Regions from separate parts of the Homo sapiens genome. Here all the other regions are linked to region 1. Evidence: chromatin loops called from intact Hi-C (ENCODE). Cell type or tissue: endothelial cell of umbilical vein. All regions are shown on one strand. Region 1 overlaps GNAQ (G protein subunit alpha q). Region 2 overlaps GNAQ (G protein subunit alpha q). Region 3 holds the start of LOC124902185 (a long non-coding RNA gene). Region 4 overlaps LOC107987083 (a long non-coding RNA gene). Region 5 overlaps GNAQ (G protein subunit alpha q). Region 6 has its middle 22 kb from the start of CEP78.

Region 1 (5,000 bases):
CATAGCTTGAAATATTCTTGTACAGTGTTTGGAATGATTCAAACTATAAAATTCTACCTGCCAAATAATAAAGTGGATCACTGTGAAGTCTTAGTTTGGTATCAGCCCACTGTGACAACCCCTCAATGGATCGACTCAGCCTTGCTCAGATGGCCCTTGGTGCTCCCTGTCTTGTATTGTGTCTTTACCTAGTTAGCCAAAATACAAGTTCCCTACAGGGCCCATCCCCTAGAGCCTTGCAAAATCCTCTGTACATAAGTAACTCAACACTTTTTTGGTGACCCAGGATTAAGTGGGATAAAAAATTGTATTGCAGCAAACGAAAACATTTAAGTGCCGTAAATAAATCTTGGACAGTCACATTTAAATCATTCTGACAACTAAGCTCTCACTGCTAGCAATTCTCTAACTCACCACAGCCAACTTTTACAGAATGCTTACTGGGTACCAAGAACTGCAATAAGTGCTTTATTCAAACTGTACCAGCTAAGCCTCACAATGGTCCTTTGAGAGTGGTTGCTTTGTATTAATATAATTATCTTCATTATACAGATAAGGAAACAGGTTTAGAAAAATAGGGCAACTTACCCAAGGTCCCATTGCTAGTATCTCATTTCCCAAACTACACTTTTACTGTTATCAGCCCCCCCTTTTTTTTTTTTTTTTTTTTTTGAGACAAGGTCTCGCTCTCTCAGCAGGCTGGAGGGCAGTGGCGCGATCTCGGTTCACTGCAACCTCCTCCTCCCAGGTTCAAGCAATTCTTCTGCCTCAGCTTCCCGAGTAGTTGGGATTACACGCGCACACCACCATGCCCAGCTAATTTCTGTATTTTTAGTAGAGACGGGGTTTCACCATGTTGGCCAGGATGGTTGATCTCTTGACCTCATGATCCACCCGCCTCAGCCTCCCAAAGTGCTGGGATTACAGGCGTGAGCCACTGCGCTCAGCCCCGTTATCGGCCTTTTAATGGAGAGCAACAGGAAGAACAATCCTATAAAGCTCTCACTGCAATGAGAGTCATAGGATTCAGTGTGTTCTTTTGAAGACCCTTCTGAGAGCTGTCCTTCTGATCCTGGCATCGGGAAGAGCCATGTCACTGTTAAACAGTTTGTTTTAAAGATACTACAAGTGGTATAACTGATAAGGCTTCTATGTTATGCCAGTTGCTAGCAAGCTCCATGCCCAGTTTGAGGTTCACTGACATTATGTGTATCATTTCATTCTGATTCCATTTACTATCCTGCAGTTGTTTTAACTTTTTGTCTTCCACCTGCTTCTAATTTATATTAGTTTATATTTAACAAAAGCATCTTTAAATGCTTTTAGAAAAAGGTAGAACACAAAGTAAAGTGCCCAGTAAATGTTCAGCTCATTTTCAACAATCAAGGCTGAAGAACAACTGGGGTCAGGTGTTAAGAGTCCTAACCAGTGGTAAAAATTGGCAGCCAAAAACTATCCACTCAACAGGCTTGGTTTTTGTTTTTTGGTTTTTGGTTTTTTTTTGTTTTTGTTTTTGTTTTTTTTGAGACAGAGTCTCGCTCTGTTGCCCAGGCTGGAGTGCAATGGCACGATCTCAACTCAGTGCAACCTCCGCCTCCCAGGTTCAGGTGATTCTCCTGCCTCAGCCTCCCAAGTAGCTGGGATTACAGGCACGCGCTGCCACGCTGGCTAATTTTTGCATTTTTAGCAGAGATGGGGTTTCACCATATTGGTCAGGCTGGTCTCAAACTCCTGACCTCGTGATCCACCCACCTCAGCCTCCCAAAGTGCTGGGATTACAGGCGTGAGCCAACACGCCCGGCCCAGGCTTGTTTTTTAATTCTAGACAATAGTTTTAAGCTTTTCGATTAGTTGGCAACATTTAAAATCCAAGAGATTTCACATAAAAAGCAGATATTTTATTTACCTGGAAAAACTGGAAGCTCTGGCAAGCCTAAAAACCTGCTCTCCATACATGGCAACATTCAAAGCTGAACAACAGCTTCAATGAGCCATAAGGTTTTAGTTGGCCAGAGGTCCCACCCAGTGTCACTCATTTAAAACCACCTGCCTGAATCCCAAAGGCATATGACTTTGCAAGCATCAAGCACTAGACTATATTAACAGCAAATCAATTCCTGATAGAGAAATCTGCAGCTACAATTATTAGGCAGGATTTCACACCTGCTGGGAGAATCTCAGAGTACCCCTTTTTATCTCCTTTATCTTGAAAAATGGGATTATTTAGAAATTAGGCCTGAGAGAGGCAAAATGAGACACACTGGATAAAGGCAACTATTTATAAAGCCTCCTAAGGCAGAGCGCTTCCTTCAGCTATTGGCACTAACCCTCTAGTTAGCTCCTTCCCTGGCCCTTCTCCACACTCCATTCCCCACCCTAACCCCATCTCAGTACTACTGTCTCCACAACAACACAGATTAAGGCCAAAAGCAAAAATGGCAAAATCAAGTCCTCATTCTCCAAGGGCTCCTACCCCAAGACTTTCTTCCTTGACCGCCCACATGGAGGCGCCATGAACACAACTATCCACACTTCCCAAGGTCAAAACAAAATTGAGCTCCCTCTTGAAAAAAAAACAACAGCAGCTACCATTGTTCAACCCACAGGCATTCAGAGTGTTCATACAGCAAAGTCGAAATTTCCCCTTTCAGGAAGTTCCTGGGAGGAAGTCAGTGCCCTGAAGCTCAGCCACTCCTCAGACTAGAGAAAACAAAGGCAACGCAGACATGCACTCTCCAGAATGGCCATGGCATCCCAGAACAAGAAGCGGGGTTCTGCAACCCTGGAGCATTAGCCAGGGTGCTGGGCTTCCCCAGCAGCCCCTTATAGGAGGAACATTTTCACTTTGCAAGTCTGAAGAAGGCTAGTGGGGTTCTTTCCTTTATGTTTCTTCTATCTAAATACTTCTGCCATATTTTGATCAGGATCCAACCATGAAACCAGTTGAATACCTGAATGGGATCATGGGTGTAGTTATCTGTCACCTTGCCCCAACTTAACCCCCTTGTCCTGATTCTTTGGAAACCAGAACCCTCCACCAGTGGCAACAGCAGTCCCTGGTACCCTAGTAATAACAGTAATGTCATAGTATGCGTGGAAAATTATTCCTGACACTGTACATCTACAATTTGCTGAAATTCTTCCTTTTTCTTAAATTATATGAAAAGTAATACATGTGCAGGTAACTTTTCCTAAACAGAAGCATGGTAAAAAGTGGAAAGTAAGTGTCTCTGGGCCCATACTCCCCATTTCCACTCCCTTCCATTATTGCTTTTACAGTCCTTCTATGGTGATCAGCTTAACGAAATGACAGGCTTCTATCCCTGATGTGTCAACTTCAGACAGAATCTACTGACTTACCGCCTCCCCCGTATCTAACTCATTCACACTTACTTCACCTCTATTTTGTCTCTAGTTTTCTTGATTATACTATTTTTAGTCCTTCAATTGGTTAGCTCTGTTTCCTGTTTCAGCAGTATTACACAGTATTTCTCTACATCCCACCATGTAAAAGAAGAAAATGAGTACCAAGGTCCCTCTCCCTCCTGCCTCTTTTCCTGCCTTCTAGCCTCAGGCTTCTGTCTGCTCTTTCACTCCCTTTGCATTGCTAGATTTTAAAACCTTGATGATTGTTTTCTCTCTGTAGTTATAATTACATCTTTCCTGTCTTGTGTGGGGATTAACCAATAAACTATTTAGCTACATCCACAGCAGTATGATTGTGTAAATATTACCTCCCACAAAACCAACAGCAATGCTCAACTCCTAGAAAAGGAAATAGAACCCTTTATCAGTGAACCTGAGTCAAATGGGTTCTCTTTTCTTACACTCCACTAAATGTTCAAAACTATTATCACACTTTAGTTTGGTTTTTCACTTTTAAAAAAAATGGGCCAGGTACAGTGGCTCACGCCTATAATCCCAGCACTTTGGGAGGCGAGGCGAGTGGATCAATTGAGGTCAGTTCAAGACCAGCCTGGACAACATGGTAAAACCATGTCTCTACTAAAAACACAAAAATCAGCCGGGCGTGGTGGCACTGACCTGTAATCCCAGCTACTCAGGAGACTGAGTCACGAGAATCGCTTGAAACTGGGAGGCAGAGGTTGCCTCTGCCTAGATTGTGCCACTGTACTCCAGCCTGAGTGACAGAGTAAGACTCTGTCTCAGAAAAATAAAATAAAAATTCGGCTGGGTGGTGGCTCATGCCTGTAATTCCAGTGCTTTGGGAGGCCGAGGTGGGCAGATCACCTGAGGCCAGGAGTTCAAGACCAGCCTGGCCATCATGGTGAAACCCTGTCTCTACTAAAAATCCAAAAATTAACCAGGTACGGTGGCGGATGCCTATAATCCCAGTTACTCGGGACGCTGAGGCTGGAGAATTGCTTGAACACAGGAGGTAGAGGTTGCGGTGAGCCGAGATGGCGCCATTGCACTCCAGCCTGGGCAACAAGAGCGAGACTCTGTCTCAAAAAAAAAAAAATTAAATTAAATTAAATTAAAATTAAAATATATGAAAGAACTATTTGATATCTACCTGTCATGGCCAATATTTGTGTCCATGTTGTTCTTTTTTTCAATCAAAACTACACTCATATGACCTCAATACCAGCTGGAGTTCATCCCCTTCTAGTAGGGAAGTGCCCCTTACTAGGAAAGCACAAGGGAACAGTTAACGAGCTAAACAATTAAGCTAATAAAAAGAACCTCTGAGGTCCCAAAGCCCCAGGGTGCATGCCCAAGGGGGGGGAGACTGAACTCTCTGGAAGACTAAAAAATAGCCCCTTCTTTGATTACAATTCTGAACTGCATCTTATGATACTAAGATACTTTCACAAGCAACATGCAACATATATGCCTCACAATTAAGACGCTAGGTGAAAAGATGGCTTACTTAGCATGTTCAGTTTTTCTTTGTTCCCCCTATGTGTAGGTTTGCTACATGATTTGGCATCTTGGCTACCTGATTTTGGTTAATGTTTATTTGCTGAAAAACAACG
Region 2 (5,000 bases), 210 kb before region 1:
AGTCTGCAGTCCAAGTGTGGGTGTTTAACTAGTGACAACTGGAGCTGCCTTTGCCAGAAGGGAAGGACAGTCTATAAGGAAAGACTGGTTCTGAGTGAATGCCCTTTGCTCTTGTTTTGAACAAGGTGGCTATGTGGGACCTCTCTGGGGGTTACGAAAGGTATGGCTGTCCTTAGCAGAAATTAATTAACTTTAGGTTTTAATAAGCCCTGTCCAGTGCTTTTTTCCCTTCTGAAATACTCTCTGACTTCATGTTCTTAATCTCTATAAAACCTACATTTGGAAAGAGATTTTGGACAAACTAAATTACCCTAACACATAAATGTCAGGGAACGTTTAGTGTGTACTGGCACTTTAAAAGGGTCTGTCATAAACCAAATAAATGAACCTCTAACTTCATAATTCTTGATGTCAATGAGTTGGCAAGGGGAAGGGTTGGGAGAAAGGTATGGCGGCCCTCTAGGTTCCCCCAAAGCAGGGTTTTTCAACCTCGACACTACTGACATTTGGGCTGGATGATTATGTGTTGTGAGGGGCTGTCCTGTGTGCCGCAAGAGGTTCAGCAGCATCCCTGACCTCTCCTACTAGATGCCAGTAGCACCCCCTAATTGTGAGAACCCAAATGTCTCCACACATTGAGGGGCAGGATGGGGGGACAAATTAGCCTCCCCCTAACTCTGCTGAGAACCACTGCTCTGAACATACCATGTGGGTGGGCAGTCAGCTGCTCTGGTAGTATGCATCACTAGCTACTCTTGTCAAGGAGCTTATAATCTCACTAAGGCACTCAGATCTACACTGAAATTATCAGCAAGTAATACAAGCCAGGGTATAAGACTAAGCACTTGAAAGTGCAAACAATGAGTGTAACTTTTTAGATTTCTACAAGAAGCTCCTAGTGCAATTCGATAAAATGGGATGAGACTATTGATACCTGAAGAAAAGCCTCTTGTAAAAAAACTCTTAAAAGGTGATAAAACTACTTAAAGAATAATTTAGATCCCAATTTGGTCTGTCTTCGTAGGATTTTATATGCACATCCTCCCCCACCTTTATGTCCTCTCAGCCCATCCTGACACTTAACACAGGTAAATCTTGAAGTCATGGTGCCCACCTACAACCTGCCCCTTCTGCAAGAGTACCCTAATATACTCTCCAAATACAAGGAGTTTATTGAGTTTTAATGTTTTGAGGTTTTAGTGTTCACGGTCTGAGCCCCAAATAAGTAGCAAATTATCAAAGGAAATTATATTTAGACTTTTAGATTAGAAATCATTATATTATTAAAATAATCATGCATTTACTATATGTCAGGGACTGTGCTAAATATTTCACATATATTGTTACTGAATCTTTACAATAACCCAAAGACAGGTGATAAAACTAAGGCGCTGAGAGCCTCAAGGTCAAACAGCTAGACAGTGGCAGGTCTGGGATTTGAATCCACGCAGTCTGGCTATAGAGTCTGAGCTCTTAACCACCACACAAAACTGCCTTTTAGAAGAATTCTATGCACTTTTTGCTAAAACTGCTAATGGGAAGTTAACTCTGAATAACCCCAAATACTCTAATCTCTTTGGGCCTCAATTCTCTCAACTGTAAAAGATGACTGAACTAGATGATTTATTAAGACCCTTTCTGTGCCTAGATCATGATAAATGCTCAATAAATATTTAGCCCTGGAATTTTCTGCCATGTGATATTCAACTCAGAGACAGGAATGTCTCCACCTAAGCTTGATGTTCAAGTGAAATACTGTGGAAGAAACACTGAGCTTGGGACTTGAAAGCATGGGTTCAAAGGCTTTCCCCTTCTTGCCACAAGATGCACTACCATCTTGAGTTTCACTCTAAGACAATGGACTGGTTAACTTTAACGGCAAGCAGAAAAGCAGTTGAAGCATCCCTTTATTTTGAGAGGTGTTTTCTGAAGAAATCTGTCTTGGGACTTTTGTTTAAGAACTAGTTCTTCTACAGGTTCTACTTCAACACTGCTAAACCACTCAGGAGTCCTAAAGCAACCTGGTGGATTTTGAAGCTTGGAGAGACCTCTCGGTTAGCAGTAGTCTTAGACTGGGCTACTGAAGATGTTCCAGGGCACTCTTGGTGTTGGCATCATAAAGATTTCTCCTGTAACATTATTTATGACTCCAAAATGTTCTGAGTGGAGTTTCTGACTGAGTAGTAAATTCTGAATAAACTCACTCTGATAACAAAGTAGAATGAGATGGCTAGCACTGAGAATTCCTTAATTCTGCCAGTGATATGCAGACACCAATAAAAAGGAGGAACTGTGTTGCCTGGGAAGACAGAGGGCAAGGTAAACCTTTGCTCCTTGAACCCCACTGAAGTAGCACCTCATGTTAGACAGCTAAACAACTGTTAGAAAAACAAATCGGCCTGGTGCGGTGACTGCTGCCTGTAATTCCAGCACTTTGGGAGGTTAAGATGGGTGGATTACTTGAGGTCAGGAGTTTGAGACAAGCCTGGCCAACATGGTGAATCCCCATCTCTACCAAAACATAAAAATATTAGCCAGGGGTGGTGGCATGCGCCTGTAATCCCAACTACTTGGGAGGCTGAGGTGGGAGGATCACTTGAACCTGGGAAATGGAGGTTGCAGTGAGCTGAGAGATTGCGCCACTGCACTCCAGCCTGGGTGACAGCACAAGACTACCTTAAAAAAAAAAAAAAGGAAGAAGAACTAATCTGCCAAACATTATTGAAAGGGTGGGCACAGCTGCTGGAGGAAGGAAATGGGAACTGCAAACTCCATTCAATATTCACATAATTCTGTAACACAGGCAGGAAGAAGGTGAGGTAAGAATGCACGTGTTTCTTATCTACTGAGACTATGCTACTCGGTTGAAAAGAAAACGAATGCAGACTGTAATAATTCCAACAAGAATGACCCTTTTCTTTAGTAGAAAAAGACAAGAACTCTTTTTTTTTTTTTTTTTTGGGATGGAGTCTCGCTCTGTCACCCAGGCTGGAGTGCAGTGGCGCGATCTCCGCTCACTGCAAGCTCTGCCTCCTGGGTTCATGCCATTCTCCTGCCTCAGCCTCCCAAGTAGCTGCGACTACACGCGCCCGCCACAATGTCTGGCTAATTCTTTTTGTATTTTTAGTAGAGACAGGGTTTCACTGTGTTAGCCAGGATGGTCTCGATCTCCTGACCTCGTGATCTGCCCGCCTCTGCCTCCCAAAGTGCTGGGATTACAGACGTGAGCCACCGCGCCTGGCCAAGACAAGAACTCTTAGTGGGGATTGTGTATTTGGGTAATGAAATAACAACAAGTAGCAGCTTTTCCTCATAATGATGCACACTAGTGAATGGTACTGAATAATTAGTGAAATGATTGGTATAACTTGAGAAATTTCAGGTTTGAGAATTTAGCATATGGTCTAGGATATTAAGAATTCTAAATGAATTTCAGGGTTTCGAGGGTTATATGTATGTGTATATAATTCAACAAAGTTAGGTTTACAATTATAGGGTTTTTTCTCTGTGGATAAGAGGAGAAAGAACACAACATGTAATGATGAACATTTATTCAGTCTGATAATCAACAGAAATTGTATCCAATTAGATGCTGGTTAGTTTATAATGTGCCCAGTGCTTGCAGGATTTGTGGAAAGACAGGTAAAGGCTTCACTTCCCATCCCAAGACCCCAAAAAACACAATCTTAGCTGAAACCAGAAAACTCGAGGCCAGTGCCTGCCAGAATAAAAAACAACAACAAAACACAGGGAGCTTATTATTAGTGTCAACAACAGGCCTTTGTCGGAAAAGATCCTCCCACTAGTGTTTTCTCGTTACTGTCTTTCCCTTCGGAAGCAGCTCTACTTCTATGTGAACTAGCATCTGAAATTCCAACCTGTGAATCATTTAGTCAGATGGCTCGGACTGCCCTAAATTACCTCAAACATTTTATAAGCTTTTCCTCTTGGCTTAACCAGTCCCAGAGCAAGAACTCGGGCAAGAACTTGCTATTCAGTGGGAGGAAAATTGAACATCATGGACCTCTGGTCACTTTAGTGAGTGCTGAATTAAAACAAAACAAAAAGATTGTATATGTTTTGTATCTGTGCCACAGGAATTCTTAATGAGCACCAGGCGATTTGGAAATTTAATCACAAAGCAAAGATAACACTGCTTAAGATTTTTATTTTTCAGATCATGAAAAATAAAACATTTTTCATTTTCTGAAAAAAATAAAACATTTTTCATTTTCTGAAAAATATTTTCAGATCATGAAAAATAAAACATTTCACCCAGTTCTTACATAGTTTTTAGTAAGTCGGTTTTTGGAGGTTAAGTGGGTCTATCCATTATCCCAGTTCAATGGGCAACCCTAAGATGAGAAGAGGAGGAATCACTGGTATCACTAACACCTACTTTAGAAACTCAGTTTAATGAACACATAACCTGAATGCAAGCTCTTTTAAATTCTATGCTATCTCTTTCCTTTTAGTAAGTTGACAGTCTATTTAAGGGATGTGGGGGCCATAAGGGGATGGGAGAAGTGGGGCATATATTAAACTATAAGTTTGGGCTGCCATGGATTCAATGATTAGTTCTGAATGCCCTCATTGGGCACATCAGCCTGGTACCACTGGGGAAGTGAGGCAGGAAATCAGCTGCTAATTAGAGTATATATTAACATGCTGCAAATTAATCAGGAAGAGCACGTTTAGTGTCATTTTCTAAAAGAGAATTAAAATTAAGAGGCATCAGGTGAAACTAAATTTAACAGAAAATGAGAGATATATTCCTCCTGTTAAGTATCACGTGCTCTGTGAGCACAGGCGAAGACAAGGATGTCTGCAGCTCTCTGGGTATGGGAAAAAAATGATTCTGGACTACCAATCTCTCATTTTAGTGTTTAGTGGACAGGACTGGCTACAGAATCTGCAGGTCCCAGTGCAAAATAAAAATGTGGGGTCCTTGTTTAAGATGGCCACAGACAGAAGAGTATTAAACCAAGTGCAGGGCCCTG
Region 3 (5,000 bases), 520 kb before region 1:
GATCTACTTCTGTGAACCCCCTTTGTTTTTGGGTGGCCCATTATCCATTCTCTCTCCTTCGGGTTACAACTGAGCTTGGGAGGATAACCTTTCGCTCGCTGTGTGCATCTTGGCACACCTGTTAATTCAGGTCTCCTGCTCTCCTGTGGCTAAGTGCCAGGCCACTCAGACTTTGCTGAGCTGTTGAACCTTGAGGGGAGTTATCTGATAATAGTGGGGACGGGGAAAAGGAACAGATGAAATTCTTTTATTTTGGTGGCAACTGGCCATCAGGATTTTTTTTTTTTTTTTTTTTGGAAGTGAGACCCCTGGAGTTTTCAGGTTCCTGTCCATTCTGAGACTGTTTCTTTAGCCTGCTCCTTGATTCCATGACCTCACTATAGCCTTTCCATAAACTCTCTTCTGCAAATGTGAGTCAGTTTATTTCTGTTGCTTACAACCCAGAAACCTGACTCTCTGCCCCACCAGTAGAGCAAAGGCCTTTCTAATGCGAACAGTCAGGGTCAACGAAAAAAGTTGTTTTGCTTTTAATGTGACACATATATTAGCATCTCCCATGAATGTTTAGTTTGGGAAATGCCCTAGATGTTCTGGATTTTATTTCTGAATCTATTCAAAGGCTGTGGATTCCAGCCATATGGTTTGCATTAGTTTTCTATTGCTGTGTAACAAATTGCCACAAACTCAGCAGCTTGAAACAATACCTTTTGATGATCTCAAAGTTTCTGTAGGTCGGAAGTCCAGGCAATGGTATAACTGGGTTCTCTGTGCAAGGTCTCACAAGGCTGAAATCAAGATGTTTGCTGGCTGTGCTCTCATCCAAGCTCATTCAGGCTGATGGCAGGATCCAGGTCCTCAGGACTGTAGGACTGAGGTCCCTGTTGTCTCATCAGCTGTCACCTGAAGGTCTCTCTCAGCTCCTAGAGGCTGCCCTCAGTTCCTGGCCATGTGGCTCTCTCACAGCATGGCAGTATCCTTCTTCAAGGCTAGCAGAGACTCTCCTTGAACTCTAGATCTTCTTTAATGGGCTGATTAGGTCAGAACACCCAGGATTATCTCCTTTTGATTACTTAAAGCCACTGATTAGGGACTTCATTACATCGGGACTTCACTTTGTATATCCCATAATCTAATCGTGGGAGTGACAGCCAACACTGTCCTGCCCACACCCAAAGGGGAAGAGATTATGCAGGACGTGTACACCAGGGGGCGTGAATCTCAGAATTCTGCCCAGCACATGGTCTTGTTCCCAGTTCTCTGGGGAGCAAAACTACCTCTTACTTTTCCCTCGGCTTATATTTTTAAAGTGTCTACGATACCTCATATAGGGTTATTGTTAGGGTTACTGTCTCTGTTCACATGATGCCCCACATAAGGAATATATATTCTTGGAGTTAAGAACCAAGACCCCTTATGCTTCGCTGAGAGACTGGTAGGTTTTGCCTTGTGGTCCATAGGAATCGCATGAGTGAACCTGATTCTCTTTTCACTTTAGCTAGTGGGAAGCTCAGAAACAAATATGTGGCTAAGTCTAAGTAACTGAGTAGAAGTTTATGAGTACTTGTATCTTACAATACCTGTGTTTCATTCCCCCACAGGCCCCTGCCCAGCCTCACTCTTTCATTTTAATTCAAAAACTTTTCTGGCACTGATTACTATTTTAAGGTAGACAGTCTTATAAGTAGCCTCTAATGTGTTGTATAAGGAAATAGGGTATACATAAAAATGAAATAAAATAATAATAATAGCTAATCTAAACTGAGCCATTATTGTGACCACCTAGTATAAGCATGATCATATATGATCTTTACAACCACTCCAGGAAATAAGATACTTTAATACCCTTATTTAATAGATAAGGAAACAGATGAGGCCTAGAGAAGATAAGAAGTAGTACCAGAACAACCATTCAATTCCAAGCGTGCCTGACCAACAGAGCCTAGGCTGTTAACCATCACACCCTATTGATTTAAATACATTTACATTTTAAAGGAAGGAAAGAGTGGGGACAGTTGGCTGCCTGTGCAACTCTCCAGACTAGAAAGAGACCATTACACATGTTGTAAAGCCCAGAGGAATAGTTTTCTGCACATCTTGCCTGGCAAGTGCTCTTCTACAATGTAAAACAAACTTCTCTGAAGTACAGAACTTGGTAATAGCTAAACCCCGCTTGAAAGTAGAAAACGAAGTTCCAGAAATAGAAGAAGGGCTTGGAAACAAGTAAGTAAGCATTTTCCTTGGTAAGTTATAAACAGGTGTAAGAGAATATCTGACACCAAGACCCAAAAGCACGATGTGACTGTTTCCATATGGAAGACTTGCTAATATTCACCGTGGAACTGAGGAGTAACGTATGTTCTTTCTAAAACAGAGTATGAAAAACTAGAGTTGATAAGACACATTCTGAAGGTACATCGCTGATGCCAGCCCACATTCTTTAACCCTACTCCAAAGGATATTATTTATACAATAAATATAATATAGTTATTGGAAAATATTATAGTAAAAATAAATACAATATTTAAAAAATAAATCAGCTAATAATTATTGTCAGAGGTTTACATCCATATCAATATCAATGTGATGTTTATGAAAAAAAATAAACACAGCTGACGAGTTTACGTACTTACCTAGGACCATAAATAGCCTTGACTAGGGACAGCCAGGACTTAGGTTTCATGCCTGTGACTCACTAGGATTCACTGTGACTCACGACGCCACGTAGTGGCAGCTTCCACAATTGCAAGCCCATTAACAGAAGCAAGACCCAGGGTGCTTACTTTATACCTAACACTTACAAAGTTTCAGCCAGAACGACGTAGCTAGGTTTTATCTTGAAGTCTGTTTCAGAGCTAATATGAAGGTAAGAACCCAGGCATTCTGACCCTTTGAGAAAGTGGGAGCGAGAGAGAAAGAGAGAGACAAGGAGAGAGAAAAAGAAAGAGACTGAGTTAGAGTTTAGTGGAAGGCGCATCTTTGCTGCAACTTTTCAAGTTAGTAGAATATTATCACCAACACAAAATGCCCCTTGGGGGTCTATGTTCTATAAATTCGAATTTTATTAGTAGTTCTTTGAAGTACATAAAAATTGACAAGAGAACTTAAGTTGCTTCCTGCAATTATAAAGTGAATGAGTGGTAAAGGGACTAAGCCCAATTGTGTATGCCCGTAAGCTTTCCATAGTACTCCATCAGTGTCTTATAGACAGCTCTGTGTGATGGACCGGCAATGCCCTACCGGAGTGTGAGAAAGCAGCCAAGAGGGCAGCTGATTTCCCTTGCACACAAGGACACATGTGAGGTTGTCCTACTCTTTGCACTGAATTTAACTACATGTTTCCAGCGACCACATTTCCCATTGACATGCCTTTTACTTCATAAGCACCTTCATCCGGGCTATAGACACCCTCACGCCGCCCAGCCTGCTACTCTTAATAAATTTTCAAAATCCTGCTCCAATGATAATTCAAGTCTAGTTTTGTAGTAGTTCTCCCTCAACACCAAAGCTTACAGATTTTTAAATAAAAAGGTCCTCCTTGGCTCACAGAGAATCATCCAACAACATTCCTTGCTCTGCTTTTTTTTTTCTTTTTCTTTTTTCTTGGTGTTTCACTTTTTCCACTCTTTTCAATTGCTTGAAAAACTCTTAAGCACACCAAAACAAACATCTGGGTCACAGCTTGCTTTAATGATGTGCTTTTGAAACGGTGGTTTTAATCCTGGATGCATTTTTGGTTGTTTTCCTTTTGTAGTGATAGCCCACAGGCATTTCTGCCTGGGATCGGGATCATAATGAGGGGAACAGGGCACTCCAGATTTCCCAAGGGCCTGCTTATTAACACCCCAGCCTTGCGCTTCTCAGAGCGTATGTCCTGTCTTTCCTCTAGATGGCACTGTGGAGCAGAGGCGACTGTCTTAGGGACCCGCTTCTTCCTCTATCAGCCATTACCCACTTCTCTGCAGGTGAAACCAGGCCCAAGTGCACAGCTTTGAGGGGGGAAAAGAAAGTCTCCTGGGAACTCTTTGCAGCCTGGGGAGAATGTGGAAGCAGTGGATGTTCTGTCTGGGTAGCAGTGTGGCGGACTAGGAATGCGCTGGCCACGCGCGCCTGAACCTGCAGTGGGTTTCTGATGGATTAGTGACTGGTGAGAAGACCCCATCACAGTAGGGCACAGTTAGCGAAAGTTCCGGATTTAGTTAGCCCAGATATCAAAGTCTCATCAGAATATGGTTGCCAAATAAAAATACAGGACATCAGTTAAATTTGGATTTCGGATAAACAACAAACGCTTTTTTAGTATAAGGATGCCCCACGTATTTGAAGAGAACTTGCACTGAAGTCTCTTCTCAATTTACTGTACTGTTTTCCTAGAGTAAAGATACTAAAGAAATCTGTGCACTTTTGTATCACAGATTGTTTATCAACATCGAGGGCTTTTCTCTGGCTTTCAAAGCAAATTTGGCATTAGCAGGGCTACATCCCGAGGGGACACAGCAGAAATCAGGGCCCATTTATTCCTGAACAGTATCTCTACTGTGCTTTCCAGAGTTCCACAAAGTCCACCTCTCTGCAGAACCTAAGCTCCTTTTATCACAAGCTGGAGGGGGGGGGGTTGTCCTCTTCTCCCCCTTGCCCAAGACTCTAGCCCCACCTCCTCATGGCACTCTGTCACCAACAATAAGTCATCGCCCTCCATCCCTTGCTCATGATAAAAAAGTAAGGGACATGCGCAACAATGAGAATGTACTTAATGCCACTGAATTGTACACTTAAAAATGGCTAAAGTGGCTGGGTGTGGTGGCACGCGCCTGTAATCCCAGCTACTCAGGAGGCTGAGGCACAAGAGTCACTTGAACCCGGGAGGTGGAGGTTGCAGTGAGCTGAGATCACATCACTGCCCTCCAGCCTGGGCGACAGAGTGAGACCCAGTCTCAGGGAAAAAAAAGAAAAAAAAGAAAAAAGGCTAAAATAGCAAATGTTATGTTAGGTATATTTTACCA
Region 4 (5,000 bases), 390 kb after region 1:
CCCAGCTAACGTGGTGAAACCCCTCCTCTACTAAATATATATATATATGTATATAAAATTAGCCAGGCATGGTTGCGGGCGCCTATAATCCCAGCTACTTGGGAGGCTGAGACAGGAGAATCGCTTGAACCCGGGAGGCAAAGGTTGCAGTGAGCTGAGATTGTACCACTGCACTCCAGCCTGGGCAACAAGAGCAAAACTCTGTCTCAAAAAAAAAATGGTATTAAAAAGGTATTATGAATGGTCTAAGATAGGGGTCAGCAAACTACAGCCAGCCACCTGGTGTTTTTTTTTTTTTTTTTTTTTTAGACGGAGTCTTGCCTCACTCTGTCACCAGGCTGGTGTGCAGTGTGACCTCGGCTCACTGCAGCCTCTGACTCCCTGGTTCAAGCGATTCTCCTGCCTCAGCCTCCTGAGTAGCTGGGATTACAGGCGTGTGCCACCACACTCAGCTAATTTTTGTACTTTTAGTAGAGACGAAGTTTCACCATGTTAGCCAGGATGGTCTCAATCTCCTGACCTCGTGATCCGCCTGCCTCGGCCTCCCAAAGTGTTGGGATTACAGGCGTGAGCCACTGCGCCTGGGAGCCACCTGTTTTTATAAGTAAAATATTGGATAACAATCATGCCTATTCATTTGCAAATGATCTCTGGCTGCTCGTGTGGCACTACTACCAGGTTGAGTACTGAACTCAACTCTCTGACAACAGAAAAATACTCTCTAGCCCTTTACGCTGGTGACTCGTGGTCTAAGACCATTCCCACAGTTGCCTGATGATAAGTATCACCTGGATCATTTGTTAACAAGACAATTTCTGGGCCCAGTGTAGACCCACTGATTCAGAATCTCTGGGGCGAGGGAGAGGGGTGGGGGTGGGAAGCTGTGCTGAGCAAGCTTCGCAGGTGATTCTCATCACCACGGAAGGAGTGGTCTCAGGTGTGCCTTCCTGCCAGGTGAGGGAGAGCCTTTAAAAGAGGAGTAGAGCTCCTCTACTCCTCTTTTAAAAAGAGCACAGACTTTTTTTTTTTTTTTTTTTTCTCTTCTCCTTCTCACTGTCTGGGTCTGCTTCTCAGCACTGCCTTGTGAACGATCACCATCTCAGGTAAGTTACATTTAATCCTCGGTTTATTTACCTCAGAAATGAGGATAATGATGTTTAATTGTTAGCATGCACATATATGCAGAGGGCCTAATACAAGGTCAGTGCTTAATATTGGCAACCCTCAGTAAGAGGAGAAGCACAGTATACACATCAGATGATCCGAAGGCAGCAACCACTCATGGATAAGATGAGCCAGGCTAAGTCTTTACAACAATACTCCACGGTGCATAAGCAGCTCTGTCAAAAAGAAAAACTTCCTATAAAGCAATCTTATTACAGAGTGCTTCCAGGACAGCAGAAAGCCCCTTAGAAACTCAAAATTCCCTGCAGACCACTGAATATTGCAAGAGGTCATAACTGATTAGGATATAACTGAGTTTGCAAAGGAATACTTAATTTTGTGATTGAGAACCCTGGTACTTAGCAGGAAACCTTTTCTTCCCCCCTATTTCTGAGGTTAATGCTTTTAGAAATCACTGCCTGATGAGATCATGCAAATTCAGCCATCTGTATAGCTGTTGAAAGAAAGTTTTTAGATAAATTGCTATGCCTTTGCCACATAAATCCTCATAAGATACAGGACTCCAATAATACTTCAAGTTACAAGGGAGTTTCATATTTTACTAAAAGGGGGAAAAATCAATCTTGAATCTCTTAGTCCAGTGACCAAAGAATCACTTCATTGATTTTGTTCAGCTACTCAGGTGGGTGTACAATTTATCCTGATCTGATCTTATCTGATTTAAAGTTTACTTTTTCTGGGAAGTATTAATTTGAGTGTTATATGGATAGTACTGTAATACCAGACCCTCTTTACGGCCACTTTGCACAGCTTATATAAACATCCCAGGATAGAGTTTCGTTTTAATGTTTTCTCAAATTTAGAATTTGTGTTGGCTGCAAGTTATTCCCCTTTTCAACAGAAGAGGGAGGCAGAGGCTTGTCTAATAACTAAATAAATAAAATACAATAAAAAATAGTGTACCTAAGAACCAGGCTAGAGGGAAAGGGATCTGTACTCTTTTTAGGGAATCAGGTAAACAAGAACAGGATGAATTCTGCCAAGCATGATTTAGATTTTAAGAAAAAAAAATTGGAAATTGAGTGTTTTGCTGATTTAATATTTCAATTTCAGTTTCTAAAAAAGTACCAGCTGGTATTATGCTCACTGCCTGGGCAACAAGATCATTAGAAGCCCAAACCTCAGTCTCATGCAATATACCCACATAACAAACCTGCACATGTACCCCATGAATCTAAACTAAAAACCGAAATATGTAGTGTGAATCCTATTTAGTGAAAAGCAAAACATAGACGATAACACACTGATAAATTAACAGCAATTATTTCTGTGTAGTATTTTTGGTTAAGTATTTTCTATATAATTTTCAATAGTTTCCAAATCTATGAGAATAAGCATGTATTCTTTTACAACCAAAATAAACTCTGCAGAGGGCAGGGGGAGGGATATTCACTTTTATGAAATGCAATGTTGGGATCTTGCTAATACCCTAAAACATAGCGGGATGGACACAGGGTACTTCAGGGTCTGATAACTCCCTAAGCAAACTGCTGGGCAGCAGGCCACCTGGCTGACTCTGGGCTAGCTGCTACAGTATTTCTTTGCTGTCATTCCAGGGGAAAAGCTAGAGATGCTGACCGCAATTAGCTGCATGAGTTCCTGCTGGGATTGTCTGACTCTAGGAGATTCTCTTAGACTAATGTCTCCTGGGCAGATGCCCCACCCCAACTCCCAAAGAGTTCCTGTGGTTCACACCTGGTGCCATTCAGCCGCCAGGCCCTGCTTAGTAAGCCCCCTAGAAAGGCTGCAGTTAATTAAAAATTCAGAGGGGCTGCGCCTACCTAGCCTACCTAGTGAGGCAGCCGTTGGGGCTAGAACTTTATCACCTGTGGGCTTCTGTATCCTATAGTTTCCAAGGGGAGGGTGGGGAGGGAAGATGCAGGTCCTTATTTGATGGGAGAGGTGAATATTTGGGTTTTGGGCTTGTTTCACTTCAGAGATTCACCCATTCAGACACATAAGAGAATATAAGTTTTATTTTTTATGTTTTGTCCCTGGCATCAGAAAACTCTAGGAGATAGAGGCATTGGAGTCAGCTGAACTGGGCTGAGTTTGATGCCACTTGCCAGCAGTGTGACCTTGGGATTTCTGGTCTTTCATCTGTAGAATGGAAATTATAATACCAGTCTTGTCATCCTCAGAGATTATTGTGAATAGCCAGTGAAATATGCGTATGAAAGTGTTTTTGAAATGACAAAGTACTGTGTATAATGTGTGTAGGGGATGGTGTCCCAGATTGAAGTTAAATGAGATCCAGGACTGTGATAGGTCACAAGAAGAGGGGAGGCAGGGCCAGGACTACCATGGAGCAAGCAGGGTGGCCAGGGTGCAAAATTTGAGGAGGCACTTCCTTACAGGGGTGGTCATATGCCTCCTCTGAGTGGGCAAGACCCTGAGAGTGAGGGTCTTGTTAAATTTATCTCACCCACCCTACTCCTGGTCCTGAGTGTAAGTAAAATCTGTGCCTATTAAAATTACAAATGCAATATATGTTCATTGTAGCAAAGCCCACTATACCTAATTTTGCAGAGGTGTGATCACTTGGGCAGTATCTTAGGCCGCCCTCCTTGCATTTTTTTGTTTTGTTTTGTTTTGAGACTGAGTCTTTCTCTGTCGCCCAGGCTGGAGTGCAGTGGCGCAATCTCGGCTCACTGCAACCTTTGCCGTCCGGATTCAAGCGATTCTCCTGCCTCAGCCTCCTAAGTAGCTGGGATCAGCGGCATGCACCACCATGCCCCGCAAATTTTGTATTTTTAGTAGGAATGGGGTTTCATTCACGATGTTGGTCAGGCTGATATTGAACTCTTGACCTCAGATGATCAACCCACCTCAGCCTCCCAAAGTGCTGAGATTACAGGCATGAGCCACCACGCCCAGCCTTCCTTGCATTTTTTATCCATTTGCAATGTTAAGCTAGGCTTCTTGCTCTCACTTAATGGGCAGCACAGAAACATGCAAAAGAAACACAAATCTGATCACAAGACCTCTGTGGGTGTTCTAGATCTTTGTTATAGATTTACTTGCGGACTCTGAAAGGATCACACGGTGCATGACACAGCAAAATTTACTTAAACCCTACTTTACCCAGCTTTCTCTTCCCTGGGCCGAGTCTTGTGGCAGTTGCTCCAAGATCTCCATTTCCTCTCCTTGTAAACGCTCTTAGGTACCTCTTTTTCTCTACCTCCTAGCTAGACGCTACCCTTCATCCACTAGCTCCTCTTTCATGTTGTTACGTGTAAAACCATCTGGCCAGTCCAGGACTCTAACACTTGTTATTATTATCTCCCAAATCACTTCTTGAGGGATCCAAGTGGTAAGGAAACACTTCTCTTTAGGGATGGGGAAGAAAGGAGAAAGGTTGTCAATACTTCGGTAGGTTTTGTTCTGGACATGAACACGTAGCTATGTATATCTACCTCACCGATTTTTAAAAATGGGGCCACACTAGGCCAGGTGCAGTGGCTCATGCCTGTAATCCCAGCACTTTGGGAGCCCGAGGCGGGCAGATCACCTGAGGTCGGGAGTTCGAGACCAGCCTGGTCAACATGGGGTAACCCCGTCTCTACTAAAAATACACAAATTATCTGGGCATGGTGGTGCGTGCCTGTAATCCCAGCTACTTGGGAGGCTGAGGCAGGAGAATCACTGGAACCTGGGAGGCGGAGGTTGCAGGGAGCTGAGATTTCACCACTGCAGTCCAGCCTGGGTGACAGAGTGAGGCTGCGTCTCAAAAAAAAAAAAAAAAAAAAAAAAATTGGGCCACACGAAACCTAATGTCTTCTGATTTGCTTGTTCCATTTAACAATGCATCTTAG
Region 5 (5,000 bases), 140 kb before region 1:
CTTCCAAATTATAGCCTTCAGATTCCTCATTTGATTTTAAATACAGGTTTCCCGAAAAAGGTAACGTTCTGCATTCCAGTATGTGCTTCCCTGTGGTACTGAAATCCTCATGGCACTGCCAGTGATAGAGCAGCAGCATGGGCTGCCTGCCCTGAAGCATCATGTGGGCCATAACTTGAACGAGGCTCCAAGAACTGGAGATAACCAGAAGGGCAAGAAGGTATGGGTTGATCACTAGCGTGGCTATACTTTAACTTGGAGGAAACACTGTTATTAAATTTAGGTGGGTGGAAGCTTTCTATTTAAGAAAAAGTACCTTACTCCATAGTGGGTTAAGTGCTGAAAAATACATAAGAACTATGTATCTAATTAGAACATTAACCCAAAAATGCCTTCCCTAATACTTTAGCATTCCTGTGCCAAGTTATGATGACAGAGAGCTTTGTTTCTTAACACTTCTGAGACTTCTGAGAGCCAAGTTGAACTTTGGACTGTTTTATTTTCTTCACAGGCAAATGGAGAGCATAACCTTTCCAAATGACTCAGTGATTCATCTTTAATTCATTTTTCCTGTCTGGGAACCCGTGCGTTTTCCTCTGCAAATGCTCCAAAGTACATGTTTCATTTTTTAAGAAAATGTTATAGTTCTTCCTTTGCCATTTTGGATGCATAGTGTATTCAGTAAATGGTTGGTTGAATAATGGCTTCTCTAAAGATACAGTCTGGTGACATGAAATAATTGGTATACTTCTAAATAGAACATTACCTCCTTCAAAAAACAATGAATGAATTAGCATGTAGATAGATGCAAGTTTATTATCTCTGTCCTCATTCTCAAATGGGTATTTGGTGCAGATGTGTGCATTTGATTACTTTTTGTTTTTTTTTTTTTTTAGACGGAGTCGGAGTCGGAGTACAGTGGCATAATCTTGGCTCACTGTAACCTCTGTCTCCCAGGTTCAAGCAATTCTCCTGCCTCAGCCTCCCAAGTAGCTGGGATTACAGGCATGCGCCACCACACCTGGCTAACTTTTGTATTTTTAGTAGAGATGGGGTTTCACCATGTTGGCCAGGCTGGTCTGGAACTCCTGACCTCAGGTGAACCGTTTGCCTCGGCCTCCCAAAGTGCTGGGATTACAGGAGTGAGCCACTGCACCTGGCTGCATTTGATTGTTTTATAACATATATAACATGTTTGGTCTTACATCTGAATCAAATACTTTAAAACAAAAAAGAAAAAAAGAATAAATGAATTATCAGTCTTCCATTGTTGATTTTATAGTCTAGATCATGACAATGTGTTTGTCTCTAGGGAAGGGGTGAGAAGATGATGATTTGGGCATAGACCTTAAGTTCGTGGGGCAGTTCCTTTATCTGAGCCCAGGGTCACAATTCATACTCTTCCCTTCAGGGAGAGCACTGGAGAGAGATGAAAGGGACACAGGTAGGGAAAGCAGACCGATAGGCCACTCCTGAGCACTATACAAGGAGTATTAACTGGACTCTGGGGAAGACACATGGTAGAAGAAACAGCACTCCCTCTACCAGTCACTGCTGAGCTCATACTGTTACACGTGAAGCCCAGATATCACACCTCATGTATTCATGTTAAAAAAACAAACAAACAAAAAAACCCCAGCCCAACCAAATTGTATTGAAGCACAGACACACATACAAAGAATTTTCGTAATATTTTCTGCCCCCATGGGAGTTTATGCTTACCTATAAAAGAAAAAAAGAAAACTCCGAATGTATAACACATATATTAGAGAAGCTTTCTTAACTGCTTTGTGGTGAGAGGCTTGCAGTAAAAATAGACATTGGAAGCATTTAAATAAACAATTATCCAGCATCTCACACTGGAGTCAAATTTTACATTGACATTTCCTGCAAGGGCAAATGGGAGGAAAAAAGCCCAAAGCTCTCAGTATATATTTAAACCAGCACGGCCACAGAGAAATGATTGGCAATGGAACAATCAGTATTCGGCAATTTTCTCACAATAAATTGGACAAAATCACTGCAATTTGGTATAAATGTTCCTTTCAGGAATTATATTTTATTCTAAGGTTCTTCTTCCCCCTTTGCCTCCAACTTAGCTGCATCCTAGAATTTGTATATCAAATGAAGCTACAAGAATCATTATTATTTTAGATTTATCAAGGGTTGTGCCCAACTATTATATGTAAACACATAAATGAGTAAGTGAAACAAATAATATGTAAACTATGCAACGCACAGTTTGGCACTGGTCAAACTCCTCTGACACAGGACTACGTTCATTATATGGAAGACTCTGACTAGACACCATCCTTAATACTCAAGTTTTATTCTTAAAAACAAGGAAAAACTGAGTCATAAGTTCTTAGTAGGGAGGCTCAGTGGTTTCTTGGTAAGGTAAAACGCTTCTATTCTGTGTCTTCAAGTTGGGAGTGCCCTCTACTGCCCAAAAGCATGGCTTCAGTTTTGGTTATCACAAAATTTTGTATGATCTATGCCAAAATATTAAAAATGAGAATAGCCTTTTCACTCCTCTGCAGGTGTATAGCTTAGAAATTAGTTAATAACTATGTGACCTAGAAGTTTAGTTTTCAATAAATCAAATCCCTCTAGGGGGAGTTCTCTGCCTTAAGAAATTATATTAAGGTGAACTCCTTGACTGTCTTCCCCTCACAGAGAGCTGTCATCAGAGCTACAACTCCCATCCCCTATTCTAGCTTTCCTCTAACCCTAGCTATTATTAGGAAAGGATGAGAGTAACTACTGCCTTGCACTGGCATGGAAACTACCACTTGGGCTTCAAGGCTCTAACTGTAGTAAGAAAAGCTGAACTGAAACCATCAACCAGGCTCCCTCTTTACGGTCTGATCAATCCTGACAGTACCATGTGAGCAGAAGGGCACAGAATTGACAAACAACATTCCTTGGCTGAGAAAATAAATTGGTTTTCATCAAAACCAGTTCAGACATGCTATTGGGTGGAATGTAGGGGGAACCTCAATATTTAGGAATGAAAAACAACATTGTTTTAGAAAAAAGATACTTGTTGAATTCTGATTTCTATTTGCTATGTTTTGGAGGTGCTTTGTTGAAGACTGCCTAGAGAGACAGAATCGTGGAGAAACACAGGTCATCTTGCTTACAGCATGCTTTCCAAGGCTGAGGATGCTGAGACACTGAGAGATTCCCCTGGTTTCCCATGCTAGGATTCTCTCAGTCTTGGATGAATAGCACCTCTGCAGCATCAGGGACCTCCAGGCATATGGCCCAACCCAAGCTGAGATGGCTTCGGAACCTTGGGATACTTTGATGAACATATGCATCTTTTACAAGGTTCCAATGGGTACGTGTATCTTCTGCCAGGCTCCTAGAATTCTAGATACAATCTCAATGCAAAGATACTCATTAATAGAGGCACATGATCCACAGTCCCTCAATCCCAGTCTTTCCATCCCTACTGAAAGGGCTCAAATGACAGACCATAAAGTCTTTGAGCGCAAACCTTTTATTTTGGATATCTGCAGAAAGAAATATATAGAAATAAAAGAACACACAGACTAAGGTATGCGTAATCTGATTGTATTTTATTTAATGCATTATTGCCTTCTTAATAATACAAATTTGAAAGACTTAACTGGATCTTACAAAAGTTAGATATCACTATCTAAGATCAATCTAACCCATCCTTAAACATTAATGTGGCACTGAAACAATGCATGTGATCACCTCCCTGCTCCTCCCTCTGGCCTGCTCCCTCCACCTTGAGCCATGCGGATATCTGGGGGAAGACAGGCAGATGGGTGGAGCATTAGGCGGGAGGGAGGCTAAACTGTCCTAGAGACAGCAAGGAGGCTGCAGAGGCAGGGACAGAGGAAGCGAGCAGAAGAGTGCTAAGGTGAGAGACACAGCCCTTATAGAGCTGGCCTGGTTTTACTGGTCAAGGCCCAGTAAAATAATTTCTTTATTCCTTTCACAGAGCCCACCAAAGTGATTCCAGATAATTGAGTGATGATTTATTGTTTATGGAGGGCATGCCAGGTGTCAGTCTTCCTAGATAAGAATCACTAGCTTCTGCTTTGTGCAGAAGCATGGGTGGGATGGATGCTGACCCCTTGGATAGAGTAGTTTGGCATATTTGCCCTATGAAGTCAGAGGAAACTGGTGTCAGGTGAACCATTTATTCTGAAATTGGCTTTCGAGGTGGAAGTAAAAGGAAGTCTACAGGGAACCTAAAGGTTTCTTTGGAAATATAATGAACACACAAACATGGGGATGTAATTTCTTTGTAACACAATTTAAACAGCTGTTCCTGGGCATGTTTTCTGCATGGGGTCAGTCATGGCTTACTCATCAGACTAAGCCACCTAAAGCCCATTTGCAGTTCCATCTCAAGGACCTTAATTGAGGGCCTGGATGGGTCTGTGGCTCAGAGGGTTGTGTCTGGGTTCATTATCATATCAGGTCCTTATAACTCAGAAACTTCTTATGCTGACCACACCCCACCATTCTGGCAGAATCCAATAAGTGCCAAATTACTCTAATGCAATCTGCCACGGAGACAGTAAAAGACACTTCTCCCAGGACTGGCCTCAATTTCTTTTTGGGGTAATTTACAAAATTCCAGGTTTGGAGTTCCTGGGATTTGAAACAGAACACTAATCTCAAGTTATCATGACAGTGGACTTCCAAGAAGGTTGTGGTGCACTAATTGGTCCCTTTAAGCCTTCATCTAGCAGAAAACAATGGAAACTACCAAGGGCTTCACATCTAAAATAATGATCCCACTCCTGGGCAAGAGGACAAGACCACGTCAAATTGAAAGAGGCCATGAAGGGGCCCACTGTTCTCTTCCTCAACAACCCCATCCACTCTGGGCCATTCCTCCATTAAAATCATGTCTAGAAATGAAAAATCCATTATATTGGCTTAAAGGATTTTTCTTTATATTATTTCTCTATATAACCAGAGACAAATGCATAGGAATAAAATAAACCATCAGA
Region 6 (5,000 bases), 240 kb after region 1:
TTGGTTAGGCAAATCTAAAGAAGGAATGAAGACTCCATTGTCTGGTAATTAAGATATACTAAGACTTCCATCTCCAAAGGAAAATGGAGCAATACTCTCCCCATGCCAGCCTACCTTTATGAATTAAAGAGGTCCATGAGGCTAGGTTGAGAGCCAGTAGGAGGCTAGCCAATAGAGTCATTGAAATAAATTAACCATGGTACTTCTGGAGAAGTGGTTATCCCTATAAACCCAAAGCGCTAAAGCCTGGGACTCCGGCCTATTCCAGCCCATGAGAGTATAATACAGTGGGGTTGCCTTCTCTTGCAAGAGTGCCGAGGTTACGGAAGGGCTCTGGTCCAGCCCAACAGGGAGCTCCAGCAGCTTCAGAGACACCTTCCCTGTGTAGCAGTTTTTACCTTCATGAGGCCCAGACTTTCAGGTGGGAGAAATTTAATGGAGGGCCTTGGGACTTCTACCTTAGTGACTCAACCAAGTCCCAGTGCCATCTTACCCGGCACTTATTTCAGCTCCAAGGGACAGTAATACCACAGCCTTACTGTGGTTCCATCCCCCGACCTGGGGCCAGGGTGCCTTAGATGCTTTACAGGTGGCAGGATGAGCACCTTAAAGGGACTTCAGAGGGGTATCATGGGTGCCTTATCTCTGAACACAACCTATGCCTTCTAATGCACTTTCTCAGCACTACAGCTGCTCCATGAGTGTGGGACTTCACTGCAACTTCTACACCTCCCACCCAAAGCTAGTGTGTAGTGGGCAATGGCCCTGCCACAGGGTCAGCACACCAAGGCCCTCAGAGTCCCACGCTGGGACTCCTTCTTCTCAAGGCATCTGCAAGACTAGTTCTCACAGAGATAAGGTGACAACCTCTGCTTAATAACCATCTTTAAGTGTATGAGCCTGCTATTTTATTTTAACTTCAGTATTACTTCCCTGCCTTACACAGGTGTAAAATTTCAATCCCCTGGCTACCCTTTTATGGCTTGATGGGCATTTAAGATGACCTCTCTGTGGTTCAGTTTGGCCCAGAATTGTTTACTTGCATCTTTGATGAAGAGGAATTTTGTTTACAGCCTCTAGGCTTCATTCAGGCAGACCCTATTTCCAAACAATCCTTTTACAGAGGTAACTGGGAGGCACTAAAGAAAAAGCATGTCACTTAAGTAGGGAACTCATACTGTTGCAGGGGATTATGGATTATTTCTTGTGGAAAGTAAAAAAAAAAAAAAAAAAAAAAAAAAAAAAAATGCTCTCCTTGTGCTGAGAAGTGTTGGGAAGGACAAAGAGTAGGCCAAGTGGGAGGGCTCAAAATGAGCCTGTTCTCATCTCACTTCTGTGGAAGAGCCAAGCTTTTCAGTAAACCACATGAGATTACTAAGGCTAGTGCTTAACTTGGGGTTCATGAGGTTTGTAGGCTCTAGCCAATTCTGAATTTCAGTTCTTTCACTGAAGTTGTGTGAAAGTATTGAGTTTATATGAGTGTTTTCTGGGAAAAGACTTGATTCTCAAGGAGATTCATGATCTCACAGCTTCAGACTCTTGCTATTTGAAAGTGTGATCTGAGAATTATCTGTACGGAAAACACCGTATTTTTTAAAATGTAGGTACCAGGCCCACTCATTCAGAACTTTTTTTGATAAATAACAAATAATTTTTTTAGTATCAGTAGTTGCAAATTATTGCAAGGATCATACTTATACTAAAAAGTGTATTCATTGTTTATCTGCAATTCAAATTTAACTAGCTGTCCTGTATTTTGATTTACTAAATCTGGTAACCCTAACTGATAATGGGATGGAAGAAACTCCTTTTTTTAAAAAGAACCTCAATGCAAGGGCTGTTTTTTCATAAATAAAATTAATACTATACCACTGATCATTGGACAAGTGAGATTATATCACTTGTTCACTAAGGCCTGGAATATACTTCTAGTCCCAGCCTAGAGAGGATTTTTACAGTCATTGGAAGCAACCATGTGCTTTATATCATAGAGTTTTGCAATGTACAGTGACCAGGGGAATAAGTTTTCGTTTGTGCACTCCAACCTTGGAATTTCTGACATTACTGATGTCTCTTTGTGGTCTTAAACCAAGAAGTCTGGTTAAAAAGTTGCTAAGGATGGGTCAAGAAGGCAGCGTTTTCCTTTCTGTTTTAGAGCAGACGCTAATAACCACCCTTTTGGTAAAGGAACATTGCCACCTAGTAACAGAATCAAGTATTTTCCTCTGGGCTCCAGACAAAGGATTGACTCCAACTGCACATTTTCAAGTGCACACGTTTGTGAATTTGGGTTTTGGTTGCCTTCCACTTAGCATTCAGCATTTGTAAGCTTTCCACAGAATGCAGGGAGAAAAAGCCATTTGTCAGTAGAGCCTCAGTTTGTAAGAGGCAAGTGGGAAGGCTTTTAAAAAGGCCAGCAATATCAGTAAGAATGGATTCTCCTTAGTATATACTGGCAAATAGGAGAATAAAACAAGCAAAACTGAGTGGATTTTGTGGAAAGAAACTTCTTTCTGCCAAAAACTGTGTGGATGGAATTGCTATTTATGTTGCAATTTGTAAAATGACTGAGTTTTTGATGCATGCACAAAGCTGAAAAAAATTACTAGTAAATAGTACATAGAATCTCATGTATAAAAATAACCTTACTCAGAAGCATTAAATTTGGCCCCCACTTGAGATCTGAGGATCAACTAAGTGCTCCCTAAGTCCAGCTAATTCTGCAGTCTTAAAACCCATACCATGGATTCATGGTCTCACGGTCTCACGTGTGTTTCTAATATAAGGGATAAATCTTGCCATCACAAAAAAGAAACTATTTAGTTAGAAATTCCCAAGTGTTAGAAGTAGGGCTTTTTTTTTTGTCTTCTTTTGCTTAGTAAGGGGGCTATCACTATTCAAAAAAATTCAACTTACAAATTTAATAGTCACTCTTGGCTTAATGCCACCTGTTTTAATAAATAGGCCCTTGTGAGCTGTGGCAACAAGGATTGTGTTGCTGTTATAAATATTTACTGTCCCTTACTTGATGCTGAAAAATCCAGAGTCCAGAGTAGCGTAGTCTTACAGTTGGTTACTAAGTATGGAAGTGTTTTGCAAGTTTATACAACCTCCATCAATGAGGTTATTTTACATATTAAGAGAAAAAAAAATTTGAACATTTTAACTTTCAATTAAAACAGTCACCTATTACTTCTTGAACACTTAAAATAAGCCAGACCTTGAGCTACAAGCTTACATAAATGAGATGGGTATCATAATGCCCATTTTACGGATGTAGTTTGGAGAATTTGAGGAATTTGGCTCAGATCACACAACTAGTAAGTGTCAGAGTTACACTTCTGTGCCACTGGTTGGTCCTCCAGAGGCCCGGAGAGCTACCTTACCAGCAAAAGAAGTAGTTAAATTCTTTCAGTACTTAGCTACATCTTTTCTTAAGCCAGGCTGAAGCTGGTAACACCTATGTATCTAGCCAAACTGCTTCATACTATGTCCAGAGAGAAGGATGGTTGAACTCAAAAGAAACCCATAGCAAGATCACCAGGTCGTGATCGCATGACAAAAGGTGACCCTACCACAGGAGATTCCAAATGTCTCAGGTAGGTCTGTGGACATTGGGTAATGTTCCGGGAATTGAATGTTACATAACAAACCACTCTAAAATTTAGTGGATTAAAAAAGCAACTACATATATTTTGCTCACGAATCTGCATTTTTGGGCAGGGGTGAGTGGGGGTGGTTCCTCCCTGCTCTACTGAGCTTCAGCTAGCACAGCTCAAAGGCTGGGGTTGGAATCATCTGAAGGCCCGTTCCCTTAAATGTCTAGCTGTGGGCTGGGGCCTTCGCTGGGGCTGTCAGTTGGATCTTTTATATGTGGCCTCTTTATATGTTCTAGGCTTCCCCACAAAATAGTAGCTGGGTTCCAATGGTGATTATCTATTGGGAGAAAGATTCAGGCAGAAGAGGGATTTTCTTTTATGACCTAACCTTAGAAATCTCACCCCTGGAACCTGTGAAGGTGACCTTATTTGGAAATCACATTTTTGCAGATATAATCAAGTTAAAATGAGGTCATACTGCATTAGAATGGGCCTTAATCCAATGACTGGTTTCCTTATAAGAAGAGGAAAATTTGGACACAGAATATACATGGGGGATAATGTCATGTGGCAGTAGAGGCAGAGATTGGAATGATGATCTACAAGCCAAGGAATGCCAAGGATTACTGGCAACCAGCAGAAGCGAGGAGAGAGGCATGGAAAAGATTCTCCTTTGGAGCCTCCAGGGAAAGCTGGGAACCAGCTCTGTGGACACCTTGATTTCTCACTACTGGCCTCTTGAACTCTGAGAAAATAAATTTCCGTTGTTCTAAGCAGCTTCAGAAGGAACCAACCCTGCTGACACCTTGATTTCAGATGTCTAACCTCAGAAACTGTAAGAGAATCCATTTATGTTTTTTTTTTAAGCTACCGAATCTATGGCACTTTGTTGCAGGAGCTCTAGGAAATGAATGCACTCATGTCTGCTGCATTCTATTCACCGAGACAGCAATGGATTCCACCCAACTCTAAAGGAAAGGTAATATGTCTTCAACATTTGGTGGAGGGTAGCAAAGTTCTGGAAGACAATGAGGAACTGGAAATAGTGCTATGGTTAGTTTTAGAAAATACAAGCTATATCCTGGGACATAAAACATGATTGTGTGCATGTATACATGCTTAACAATGGGGATCGAATCTAAGAAATGCATCATTAAGTGAGTTCATCATTGTTAGAACATCACAGAGTGCACTTACACCAACCTAGATGGTAAAACCTACTATACACCTAGGCTATCTGGTACAGCAGATTGCTCCTAGGCCACAAACCTGTACAGCATGTTACGGTACTGAATCCTATAGGCAGTTGTAACACAATGGTATTTGTGTATCTAACATAGAAGGGTGACAGTAAAAATATGGCATAAAAGATTAAAAATGGTACACCTGTATAGGGCACTG

Evidence for each region. A loop is a pair of places that touch in the nucleus more often than their neighbours do. Peaks named below come from ENCODE experiments on the same cell type or tissue, not always from the same donor. Only the 100,000 strongest peaks of a DNase experiment are listed, where the experiment ranks them.
Region 2: a loop joins it to region 1, with 7 times the contacts of the local background. A loop is called at or near these places in 2 of 110 quality-filtered maps.
Region 3: a loop joins it to region 1, with 2.3 times the contacts of the local background. A loop is called at or near these places in 3 of 110 quality-filtered maps.
Region 4: it touches region 1 in a loop (17-fold over the local background); 5 of 110 quality-filtered maps call a loop at or near these places.
Region 5: it touches region 1 in a loop (5-fold over the local background); 7 of 110 quality-filtered maps call a loop at or near these places.
Region 6: it touches region 1 in a loop (19-fold over the local background); 20 of 110 quality-filtered maps call a loop at or near these places.

The regions. Positions count from the first base shown.
Region 1 is chr9:77,974,887-77,979,886 of GRCh38, forward strand. All of the region lies in intron 1 of GNAQ (G protein subunit alpha q), which reads right to left. Among named protein-coding and RNA genes, the nearest start is that of GNAQ, 54 kb to the right of the region's middle. RefSeq lists an enhancer at 2,447-2,741. In endothelial cell of umbilical vein, a CTCF peak has its summit at 2,502; a DNase peak (open chromatin) is centred at 2,565; H3K27ac peaks cover 1,123 bases.
Region 2 is chr9:77,766,723-77,771,722 of GRCh38, forward strand. All of the region lies in intron 5 of GNAQ (G protein subunit alpha q), which reads right to left. Among named protein-coding and RNA genes, the nearest start is that of GNA14, 120 kb to the left of the region's middle. In endothelial cell of umbilical vein, no CTCF peak of the experiment used is centred here; a DNase peak (open chromatin) is centred at 2,789; H3K27ac peaks cover 870 bases.
Region 3 is chr9:77,454,303-77,459,302 of GRCh38, forward strand. All of the region lies in intron 2 of GNA14 (G protein subunit alpha 14), which reads right to left. It overlaps GNA14-AS1 (GNA14 antisense RNA 1), which reads left to right. Exons shown (of 5, transcript NR_121184.1): 2 at 1,993-2,220. LOC124902185 (a long non-coding RNA gene) reads left to right here and starts at 2,781. Exons shown (of 2, transcript XR_007061598.1): 1 at 2,781-2,863. RefSeq lists an enhancer at 1,092-1,211. In endothelial cell of umbilical vein, CTCF peaks have their summits at 1,196 (motif pointing right), 2,741 and 3,874 (motif pointing right); DNase peaks (open chromatin) are centred at 2,719 and 3,889.
Region 4 is chr9:78,364,274-78,369,273 of GRCh38, forward strand. The region is part of intron 1 of LOC107987083 (a long non-coding RNA gene); the gene reads left to right. Among named protein-coding and RNA genes, the nearest start is that of PSAT1, 70 kb to the left of the region's middle. In endothelial cell of umbilical vein, a CTCF peak has its summit at 2,007 (motif pointing right); no DNase peak of the experiment used is centred here; H3K27me3 peaks cover 140 bases.
Region 5 is chr9:77,839,475-77,844,474 of GRCh38, forward strand. The region is part of intron 2 of GNAQ (G protein subunit alpha q); the gene reads right to left. Among named protein-coding and RNA genes, the nearest start is that of GNAQ, 190 kb to the right of the region's middle. In endothelial cell of umbilical vein, a CTCF peak has its summit at 2,471 (motif pointing left); a DNase peak (open chromatin) is centred at 507; H3K27ac peaks cover 1,504 bases.
Region 6 is chr9:78,211,711-78,216,710 of GRCh38, forward strand. No RefSeq gene overlaps it. Among named protein-coding and RNA genes, the nearest start is that of CEP78, 22 kb to the right of the region's middle. In endothelial cell of umbilical vein, a CTCF peak has its summit at 2,230; a DNase peak (open chromatin) is centred at 2,181.